Regions from separate parts of the Mus musculus genome. Here region 2 is linked to region 1. A link is a loop called in an ENCODE intact Hi-C map of the cell type or tissue named here. Cell type or tissue: left cerebral cortex. All regions are shown on one strand. Each heading gives the region's core, and the rest is flanking DNA. Links, peaks and the distances in the headings are about the cores only. Region 1 overlaps Galm (galactose mutarotase). Region 2 overlaps Gm41626 (a long non-coding RNA gene).

Evidence for each region. Peaks named below come from ENCODE experiments on the same cell type or tissue, not always from the same donor. Only the 100,000 strongest peaks of a DNase experiment are listed, where the experiment ranks them.
Region 2: it touches region 1 in a loop (9-fold over the local background); 5 of 42 quality-filtered maps call a loop at or near these places.

The regions. Positions count from the first base shown.
Region 1 is chr17:80,163,813-80,169,188 of GRCm38, reverse strand. All of the region lies in intron 4 of Galm (galactose mutarotase), which reads right to left. Among named protein-coding and RNA genes, the nearest start is that of Gm51284, 28 kb to the left of the region's middle. In left cerebral cortex, for the core only: a CTCF peak has its summit at 3,259; DNase peaks (open chromatin) are centred at 575, 1,066, 2,691 and 3,217; H3K4me3 peaks cover 774 bases; H3K27ac peaks cover 3,908 bases.
Region 2 is chr17:80,081,245-80,086,620 of GRCm38, reverse strand. Gm41626 (a long non-coding RNA gene) reads left to right here. Exons shown (of 3, transcript XR_876986.1): 2 at 1,206-1,334. Among named protein-coding and RNA genes, the nearest start is that of Gm41626, 13 kb to the left of the region's middle. In left cerebral cortex, for the core only: no CTCF peak of the experiment used is centred there; DNase peaks (open chromatin) are centred at 2,051 and 3,061; H3K27ac peaks cover 2,349 bases.

The sequences.
Region 1 (5,376 bases), core at 152-5,151:
AGGCTGACCTTTTCTAAGCCTGCCTCTACCACCTGTGCTGAGGTCATGGGTGTGGCCACCACGATTGGTTTTATGCAGTACCGAGGATGGCCCAGAGACCTCATTCATGCTCTGTGGCATTCAACCAACTGAGCTTCATCCCCACCCATTTGTGTCTTAATAGAACTTTCAGCTAGCCTGATTTAAGGAAACCGCTGGCTGAAAGCCATTAGCTGAAGACTGACTTGAGGAACACACGTTTAGTGATGGAGCCCACGAATGGCGTGCTAGAGGGAGGAGGGAGAACACAGGGAGCTACTGTCCACTGGAGACCATAGAGGAGCTGGGGAGAGCAACAGAAGGGGAGAAATGGTGCCAAAATGAGAAAGCAACATACGCTCCTGCAGGCTAGCTGGAGCTTTGTTGATAGCTGCTTGGAAGGAGACTCAAGGACCACCAGCAGCAGCAGAACATGCCTCACCTACGGGCTTGTGAGAATCACGGACCCAGTAGCTCAATCAGAGAATGCGGAGGCAGAATCTGTATTTAACGACCTCCCCAGTGATTGGTATGCACAGACCTGAGCACTGAGGCGCTGCTACACAACGGGAAAAAAAAAGATAGAGGGAAGAAAAGCTGGCAACAGGAAGCACTCCCGAGCAGAATTCTGGTCTCCATGGGGACGGCCCAGCTGTGCTTACAGCCCAGCTGCTCCAATTACGTCTGTCTCTTTAGCTAGTCAGGTTGGGAATAGCCAGAAAGATTTGCATGAGGAGGCCTGCAGTAATGGGGCTCCTGGGCACAGGTATTCGTCTGATATCTAATTAAGCCATCTTGGTTAAGTCATCTCCTGAATGGCAGTTATTATTTTAGGAAGCGACATAAAGAGGATGATAATGAAAGGTGACACCCTGGGTGGGAATTCTTACTTCATTCCAGCAGCCAACAAGGAAAAGCACCTTGGGACTTTCCTGTAGAGGTAGCATTTTGGAAACATTTCACAGACCCCTCGGTCTCAGCACTCCTCTGCACTTTTCCTCTGCTGTCTGGTTGTGTTGATGATGTCATTCCGATACCATGTGGGTGGGTCCCGCTCTCCCCAATCTCTTTCTCACTCCACTGAGGGCTTTCTGATTTTTTTGACTCTGACTCAAAGGAAGGAGGGTGTCGCTTCCAGATATGACGTGACATCCACAGCAGGAAGAGCTGAGCTGAGCCGCAGGTCACTTTCAGATGAGAGGGCAATTCTTCATGGTTAACCCACATAAGGCATTTCCTGACAGTGTTTTTCCATCTTAGATGGCCATCAGCACTGAACACAGGGATTTGCCATTAGTTAAGAAGTTCACTCTGCCGTGGCTCTCTGCCCAGCTGTGGCCTTCATGCCTTCTGGCTGTACCGCAGGTGTGAGGTTCCAGATAGGTCTGATCTTCTCCAGAGACCGCCAGGTCCCTGGTGTCACCGTATTTTCTTACTATGTATCCTACCATCCTTCACATCCTTTGATACTTATGAAAGACCCATTGTCTACAGCCTAAGCTACTGGCTTAGTGACCTTTCTTGACCTGTCTAACACTCTGACCTCCTGCCCTTGGATCTGACAGAAACCCTAACTGTGGGCCAATCCACGTTCTTTGTCCAGACTTCTGAAAGAACCAGGAGAAAATTCACAGACTGAGGCTATTCACATTCATCATTTGGATTCCCCAAGTTCTCCCACAACCATTTCAGTTCTCAAGTCAGTTTCCCTCTCCCTTAAAACCTTTCTACCTTGAGTGGTACCCAACCTCTCCGTGACACCCTCTCCCCTCTTCCCTGCCTCTTCCCTTTCTCATAAGCTGTTGAGGATAGACAGACCCCACCCCCAGCCCCCAGGCCTCAAGGATTCTGTGTTCAAGTTACCTTAGCTGATAACAGCTCACAGGCCCACACTCTCTGACACAAACTGGCTTCTGCCCTGATCACGCTATCAGGTGGGGTTAGCTGGGACAGATTCTCCTCTGCTCTCTGCCTGGCCATCTTCCCACCACCGTCCAGCCCATCTTGGTTTTTTGAGACAGGGTCTCTCACTGATCTGCAGTTTGCAGATTTGTCTAGGCTGGCTGACCAGAGAGCTCCAGGGAGCCCACTGTCTCTACCTCCTAAGTGTGGGGTCTATAGGCATGTTCTACTAACACCCAGTTTGTATGTGGGTTCTGGGGCTGGAACTCAGGTCAATAAGCATTCAATTGAACTAACTCTCCAGCCCCAGCCACCTGATTTTACCTCCTAAATATAAAATCCCCTTCTTCTAGCTGACCCCTGCCTTAGGTCCCCCTTAATTCTCACTTGGATATTAAGTAGCTTTCAACTGGTCTCTGTCTCCAGTCAAGCCCCACTCTTACAATATTGTGAGACGGTATTTCTAAGCTGACAATGGTGTGAAGTCGGTCTCCTGGATTCAAACACTCCAAAGACCTCCATGAGGTCTAATGTGCAAGCAGAACCCTGTTCTCTGGTGCTGACCCTGGAAGAGCATGAGCCAGCAAGTGAACAGCTTAAAATTTCCACTCTACGGGGCTGGAAAGACAGCTCAGCCGTTAAGAGCGTTGACTGCTCTTCCAGAGGATCCTGGTTTAATTCCCAATACCCACATGGCGGTAATTCTAGTGCATCTGTCTGTAATATCTAGTTCCAAGAGCTCTGACACCTCCACACAGACAAACATGCAGGCAAAACATCAGTGCAATAAAATAAAAATAAATTATATATTTAAAAAACTTGTCACTCGAGTCCTTGCCTTGTCTGACTTAAAAAGTCCATCCTACTTCAGTGTTCCACGCTTTGGCTTCTTCACTCTCTTTATTTGTAGATTCTGAGACACTAAAAAACTTCTCAAAAATAGCCTCCCCCCGTGCTCAGTTAACACTGGAAGTATTAACGTCTACCACACCTCGAGCCCCCATTAGATTCTTCTACTCCCTGGGAGCTCCTCCAGGGCTCCGTTCTCTAAGAACGGCCCAGTCTTAGGTAGTATGGAAGGCAGTGGGCACCATATGAACCTGAGGTTGCTCTGTAAACTAAGCCCAGCCTCTGCTGCAATGATTCATCCTCTTTGGAATAAAGGACTCTGAGGAGCTCTGCCCACCCTTGTCAGACCTGTAGGAGGGGAAGGCACGAGTGTTAAATCAGAACTCTGTGGGTAGTGATCAGAGCTCTAGCAAATAGCTTCCATCATGACAAATTCACATGACGTGAGCCTGCAGTTCTCACAGGAAGCACACGGAGCCTGGCCGAGTGCTTTCCTCTGCGCTATCTTCCTGCCAAGTTTCCAGCAGGCTGGCTTATGTTCGCCAGTCTTGAAGCAGTGGGTGATGTGTTTCTGGCAGGGAACACAGGGAGCTTTGGGAGGTATTTTGGAGGCTCACAAAGCTGTTCTTGGATCATTCTGTGGAAAGGTCCTCAGAAATGTGTCCCCTTGGGAAGCACCACTGCCATCAGGAAAGGTCCCTGGGTCCTCTGTGACCTTTTCGCGTACTGTTTAGACCTGGCCTAGAACAAGCAGCTTTACTGCCACTGCTTGCTTTGTTTGTTTGGTTGTTTGGCTGGTTGTGCGTGTGTATGTGTGCGATATACATTGAGTATATGAGTGTAGACACATGCATGCCACAGTGAGCATGTGGAATTCAGAGGAAAAATGTCAAGAGTCAGGTCTCTCCTTCCACCATGTAGACTCCAGGGCTCGAACTCAGGCTATCTGGCTTGGTGACAAATGCCTACACCCATCTTGCTAGGCTTTTTCCTATCATCTATCTATCTATCTATCTATCTATCTATCTATCTATCTATCTATCTATCATTATCTATCATCTCCCTATCTAGATACAGGCTATTGCTATTATGCATCCGGAGCTGCCCTGAATTTGCTATGTATCAAACTTTCAGTAATCCTCCTGCCTCAGTTTCCAGAGTGCTGGGGTTACAGATGTGTACCACCATGCCTGGCTTTAATTTCATTTGTGCTTTATTTTTATGTGTCTGCATGCATGTCTGCGGGTCAGATACGTGCTCTGCCTGCATGTATGTCTGACCATCATATCTGTGCAGTGCCTGCAGAGGACAGAAAGGGGCAACAGATTCCCTGAAACTAGAATTACAGACAGTCGTGAGCTACTACTCGGGTGCTGGGAATGGAACCTGGGTCCTCTGGAAGAGCAGCCAGTGCTCTTACCCATCAAGCCATCTCCTCAGCCTTGCCTGTCCTTCTGTGGCTGTAGCCTCTCTTGATTGAGGACACAGCCTGTGCTACACAGTGTTGCATGGTCCCAGTGTAGGCAGAACTTAACCAGATGGTTTCACATTGCTCCTCTAGGTCTGACATAGTACCTGGCACACAGTAGGTAACTGTTATTATCACCTGGAGATGGAAACTGGACAAAGAAGTAATGGGAGCTGGAGGGCCTGTCTCCAGATTTGCAGGGCTGACACGTGGTTTCTACCTGCAGAGTGGACCATGTGCTTGCCAGCCCTATCCTATGTCTGAGTGCCCAAGCCTGAATCCTGACGTGAGCTGATGGACCAGTGAAGGCCACGCATTTCATCAAGCAGAAACAGCAGCCACTCTATTTGGAGCCATTCACTGCTATTGTTTCTCTGGTGGAATTTGGGGGACACTGATTTTCTTGGTGTGCCACTGCCCTCCTTTAGCTCACCTGCTAGCTGGAATCTAGAAGTACAGCCATGATGAACTGGGCAAGGTGAAATTCCTGCACAGGAAAACATGATTGCCCTTCCCAGAAGGCTGTCTTCTACCCAGGAAGGCAGCCATAGACTGCCATTACCGTAAGGTGGGGGTTTGGTGGGGGTGGGTGGGGAAGATAAGAAGTCTCAGTGCAGACCCAGAGGGCATGACCGGTTCACACAGGATCTGCCACGGGCTCTCAGGAGCTTCTGGATCCCTAACATTCTGTCATAAGATTTCCAGACACAAGGTCACGAGTCCAGAACATTTTGGCTAACATCCCACGTGGTCTTTCAGAGTTTTGGAAATGGGCCAGGATGTTAGAGTTCAGCTCTTCAGATTTTCCAGACCTGGTTGTCAAGGACCAGAGTTCTCTTGGCTGACTCGAAGGCATGGCTGCATTAACAGACCATTTAAGACAGCGGCAAGGAGCCGCCATAGTGGCACACACTTTTAATCCTAGCACTCAGGAGGAAGAGGCAGGAGGATCTCTGTGAGTTTGAGGCCAGCTTGGTCTACATGTGAGACCCCCCTCTCCCCCCTCATCTTGAAAAAAAAAACCAAAACAAAAAACAAAAACCCACCACCAACAACAAATTAGCTGCAAGGAAGGTTAGAGTGGAGAGGCCTGGGGGAAAGAGCTGCTCCTAAGACATACAGGTTAATTCTTAGTTGGT
Region 2 (5,376 bases), core at 166-5,165, 83 kb after region 1:
TTACAAAAGTACAACCCTGTGTGAATTCCGGGCATCTAGCAGCAGCTTCACGTGGATAGCCAGTTCCTGTGTAGCCCTGGCTGGGCCGGAAGTCACTGTAGACCAGCCTGGCCTGGAACTCAGAGCTCTCTGCCTGTTTGCCTCCTGTGTGTTGAGATAAAAGGCATACGCTGTCATTCCAAGAGATTCTAGTTCTTAGTGTCTAGAGTGAAATCTTCTCCTTTTGTCCCTTGTAACATTCTTGAGTTTTTTATCTCCTTGTGCTCTGAAATTCCCCCTTTTGCATGGAGGTGGAGCTTGAGTTGGCTCAAATGGTTCCTGTTGCTTGCACTATAAGAATATCTGGTTCTAACAATCACAGTTTTCTCTCTCTCTTTTCCCCTCTCCCTCCTCCAGATAGGGCATCAGAGTATCATCACTGTATAGCCCTGGCTGGCCTGGAACTCTCTGTGTAGCCCAGATTGGCCTCAAACTCACAGTCTGTCTCTACCTTCTTGAATGCCAGGATTAAAGGTGTATGTACACTACCATATCTGGCTGTAACCTTTTTCTTAGGCAAGGAAACAAACACACAAACCAATACTGTTATATAATGGCATGTATTGTTCTTGCAGAGGACCTGAGTTTGGTTCTTGGTTCCCAGCACCCAGACTGGAGAGCTCACAACCACCTTTAACTCCAGGTCCAAGGAGATCTGATGTCTCTAGCTAGGTACCCATGCACTCCCAAACACATACTATTGCCTTCCTTGAAACAACTTCTACTGTAGCTTGTAGGTTAGGGACAATTAATGATGAATACTTGTTTAAAAAAAAACAAGCAGTGAATGGAGCCAATTAGAAGGGCTGCTGGCTCCCCAGCTTCTCCCTAGCTCGGCCAGGGACTTTCTTGTATGAGAAGGAGGTTCTTTTGGGGGCAAGTTGATGGAGTGTTTGTTCACTTCTGGTTGTCCCAGACTCTCAGCTCTACCCAGAGGACAGAGAAATAGGTCTTTGAGAAGTCCCTGCTTTCCTCTGCTATCTACTTGCTAGGATTGGTGTGGTGGTTTGAATGAGATTGGTTCACATGTTTGAGTTGGTTGCTGCTTAAGTTGGTGGAACAGTTTGGTAAGGATTGGGAGGTGTGGCTTTGTTGGAGGAGGTGTGTTTCTAGGAAGTTTCAAGAGGCTTGTGTCATTCCAAGCTTGCTCTCTGTTTCCTGCCTAGGGTTTGAGATGTGTGCTCTCAGCTCCTGTTCCTTCTGCCTGCAGCCTGCTACCTCTGCTCTGCTATTGTGGATGCTAGCTCTCTAGAACTGGAAACCCAAAATAAACTCAGAGCAACAGCAATAGAAAAGTAAGTGATACAGCCTTGGGGGCGTGGCACACACCTTTAGTCCCAGCACTAAGGAGGCAGAGGCAGGCAGATCTCTGAGTCTGAGGCCAGCCTGGTCTGCAGAGGGAGTTCCAGAATACACAAGGCGACACGGAGAAACTCAGTCTTGGAAAACAAAGCAAAGCAAAATAAAATAAAACAAAATGTAACTGATACAGTTGCTATAATAATTACATGAAGTAGCTACATGTAAAGTCTTTATCTTATCCTGTTGCATGTTCAGAGATTCAGGGGGGCTCGTGGAGGCCATAGTCAGAGTAATAGGCAGGACTCAGGGAAGTTCTGCTGACACCAGCTTGAGGGTAATTTGGAAAGGGCAGTCAGGCACTTACACTGGGACATAGCATTGCAGACAGAAAACCCATGACTGAAAGTGAAGGGACAAAGCTATCGCCTCTATCAGTGGTGGCACAGTGTCCCCAGAGAGTCTGGAGGAGGGAACATTTTTACTTACTGTGCAACATTCTCAGAAAATACCAGCCAAGAATCTTGAATACCACCTGGATCCAAAGCTCCTTTATGCTACTGTCCCAGAGCCGTGCAGTTTTAATCCCTGGGCCAACATCTTGACTATGTCCCTGAGCACCTGTCCTCACGACTGTAAGAGCAGCTTTTCTTGGCATGGATCCCCAGACAAATGGCAGGCCGTGTAGCACGTTTCCAGCTCTAAGGTGGCACTGTGGGGACATATATAGCTAGCATTCAATCTGGCTTCCTCTTTCCCTCTGTCGCTTCCAAGAGGATGTGACTCCTGAAAAAACGCAGGAGTCATCTGGCACCGTGAGGGGGACTGTCGCTCTGCCGCTGCTGTAATTAGAACACTGAACCAAACCCTGCAGCTGCTTTTCCCATGTTCTAACTGTGTGGCAAAATAAAGTGCTAGGTATAAACCACTGTAGCCGAGAGTTTTGTTTCTTGTAGTTAAGGCATAATCGTAACTGATATGATATGGTTGGTATCATAGGGTAGCTATTCTGATCAGTTTCCTGAGTGGTTGTTAGGTATCTAGATAGGAAATTAGGTAGCTTTGGAGGTCATTGGGAATGGACTGCTCTCTCATGGACCCTATTTGCTGTTTACCTGATCCACACTAGAAAGGTAGACATCAGCTTTTCCTTTCCTTAAAGTTTAAATGCCTTATGAAAAGTTGGAGGTATCAGGGCTTTGTTAAAGTGCATTATGGGAGAACTTTTTTCTTCCTTCCTTTATTTATTTATTTAAAATCTAGTCTAGGTGTGGTAGTGCCCAACTTAGATCCAGCACTGGGGAGGCAAAGGCAGGAGGCTCTCTGTTTGAGTTTGAGGCCAACGTGGTCTACATAGTATTGCTCCAGGACAGCCAAGGCTACATAGAAACACTGTCTCAAACAAAACAAAACAAAACAAAACAACAACAACAACAACAAAAAACAAAACCTTTGGCCCTGGGTTGACACAGGACATTCTCACAGGACATTCTGATCTATCCCAAAGATGACAGCATCATATTCTATGGATCTTTATGTGTCTCTCAGTCACCTGTCCAGGAGACCACCCTCCGGAGCCTGCTTTCCCTGAAGGCAAGCAAAGGAGGTGGGGGGACTAAAGAGAGAGGCACTTATGTGTCCCAGAAGCCCCTCCGACACAACTGCTTGCAGATTTTAAATGTTAAGCCTGTTGGCTTTTCTGAGTTCTAACTCAAAGAGTCACGATTCCTTTTTCTTCTTTATTTCTTTTTCTCAAGCATGCTTTCCCTGACATTCTATATTTTCTTGTCGTTTCTCTAAGGACATGAACTTCCCCTGCACGAATTTCTCAAGCTGCTTGCCCAATTTCAAAAGCACGAGACTCTTCTGCTTCTTCTTCCACAGCTTGCGTGTTCCGTTTGGTTTTGCAATGTTTTTTGTTTTTTTTTTTCTCTAAAACTATAATAAAATGGGGTATGAAGACAGAAGGGGGGAGAGGGAGACAGACAGACAGAGAGAGAGTGAGTGAGAGAGGGAGAGAGAGAGAGAGAGGGAGAGAGAGAGAGAGAGAGAGAGAGAGAGAGAGAGAGAGAGAGAGAGAGTTCAGCTGCTAAAAGCACTTCCCATTATTACATAGGGCCTAGATTTGGTTCCCAGCACCTATATCTGGGCTCACAGCTCTGGCTGGCCTGATGCTGAATGTGTAGCCTGGTTTTAAATTGACAGAGACCCACCTACCTCTGTGTCCCAAGTGCTGGGATTAAAGGCACACACCACCACACCAGGCAATTACATTATAACTAGAGTTGGTTCATTATAGAAGCAAGAACGTTTTGACTTCAGATCTAAATACTCTTCTCCAAGAATCTGATTTTCATCAACTCTCATGATTGACTCATATAACAGGCTGTTGTTGTAGGACTGTGGCTGCAAAGTCTCTTCTGTAAGAGGATTGGGGAGCCTCTAATGTCAGAACCTGGGGGCTTTGTTTCTGTTTCCTTGACAATTTCTTGTTGAGAGATAAAACATTTCTAAAAGGACATTTGGGCTGGGCAGTAGTGGCACATGTCTTTAGTCCCAGTTCTTGGGAGGCAGAAGCAGGCAGACCTACCTGAGTTTGAGACCAGCCTAGTCTACAGAGTGAGTTCCTAGACAGCCAGAGCTATACACAGTGATACTCTGTCTCAACAAACAAACAAACAAATAAGCAAACAATTTGTTGGCTAGACGATGTGAGGCTAGCCTTTAATCCCAGCACTTGGGAGACAAAAGCAGATGGATCTCCATGAGGTCAAGACCAGCCTGGTCTATGTAGTATGTGTTCCAGGCCAGTCAGACTTTCCTGGAGATCCATTGTCTCAAAGAAAATCAACAAAAAAGGATCTGGAGAGATGACTCTGTGGCTGAGAACACCTACACGTATGTGTCTGTGAAGACATCAGTGTAAGGAGGAAGGGGGAGGCAGTTGGATTGATTGGGTCACTTACCCACTCTTGTAAAGACTATCTTATGGTCCTGGGAAGGGTTCAGTTTCAAATGGGATATATAACTTGGGTTCCTTGAGGGAAAGACGACTTCAAAAGTAAGGGGAAGGAGACCAGATTGGGTTTTAAAAAGGTAGGGTTAGTTATTTATTATAAATTCACTTACCAAGGGTGGGATAGAATCTTACCCTAATACTGGCTAGCGTGGTCTCTAACAGATTGTGTTGTCCAACATGACACTAACTTTCAGAATGAACATATAAATTTATTCTATTTTGTCTTATGTACATTTTAATTGGGAGTGATGATCATAGTTCCTGAAGGACTGGTGCCATTATAGCCTTGCTCTGGATGCTTCATAAATATGAAAATATAATAGCTAGCCAGGCAGAGGTGGTGCACACCTTTAGTCCAAGCACTTGAGAAGCATAGGGAGGTGGATCTCTCTGAGTTTGAGGTCAGCCTGGTCTACATAACAAGCTCCAGGACAGTCAGAGGGCTACATGGCAAAACCTTATCTCAAACAACAACAACAACAGTAAAATTAGCTGTATGGTTAAGGATGTAGCTCAGTGGTAGAACACTGGCCTAGCAAGCACAAGACCCCAGGTTCAATTCCCAGCATTGACAAAGAAAAAAAATAATAATCCTGGGAGCTTGAAGATGGCAGTGGCTAATGGTGGAGAGATAATTTGAAGATAGGGGCTTTGTTCCTGTTAGCTTCTGGCCTGTTCTGAGCTAGCTTTCATATAAATACCCTTTACTATCAGAATCTTCTAATCCAATTTGTGGAAATATTTTGTCCACTAGAAAATAACTTAATAATTTCTGCTTATGTAAGTTATAAAATAGGGACTTTACACACACACACACACACACACACACACACACACACATTTTTTTTCTTCATTTTGGTTCTTCTGAGACAGGGGCTCTCTGTGTAGTCCTAGCTGTCCAAGAACTCACTCTGTAGACCAGGCTGGTCTCAAACTCAGAAATCTACCTGCCTTTGCCCATGAGTGCTGGGAGTAAAGGCGTGTACCACCACCACCTGAACCTCAATTTATATTTTTCT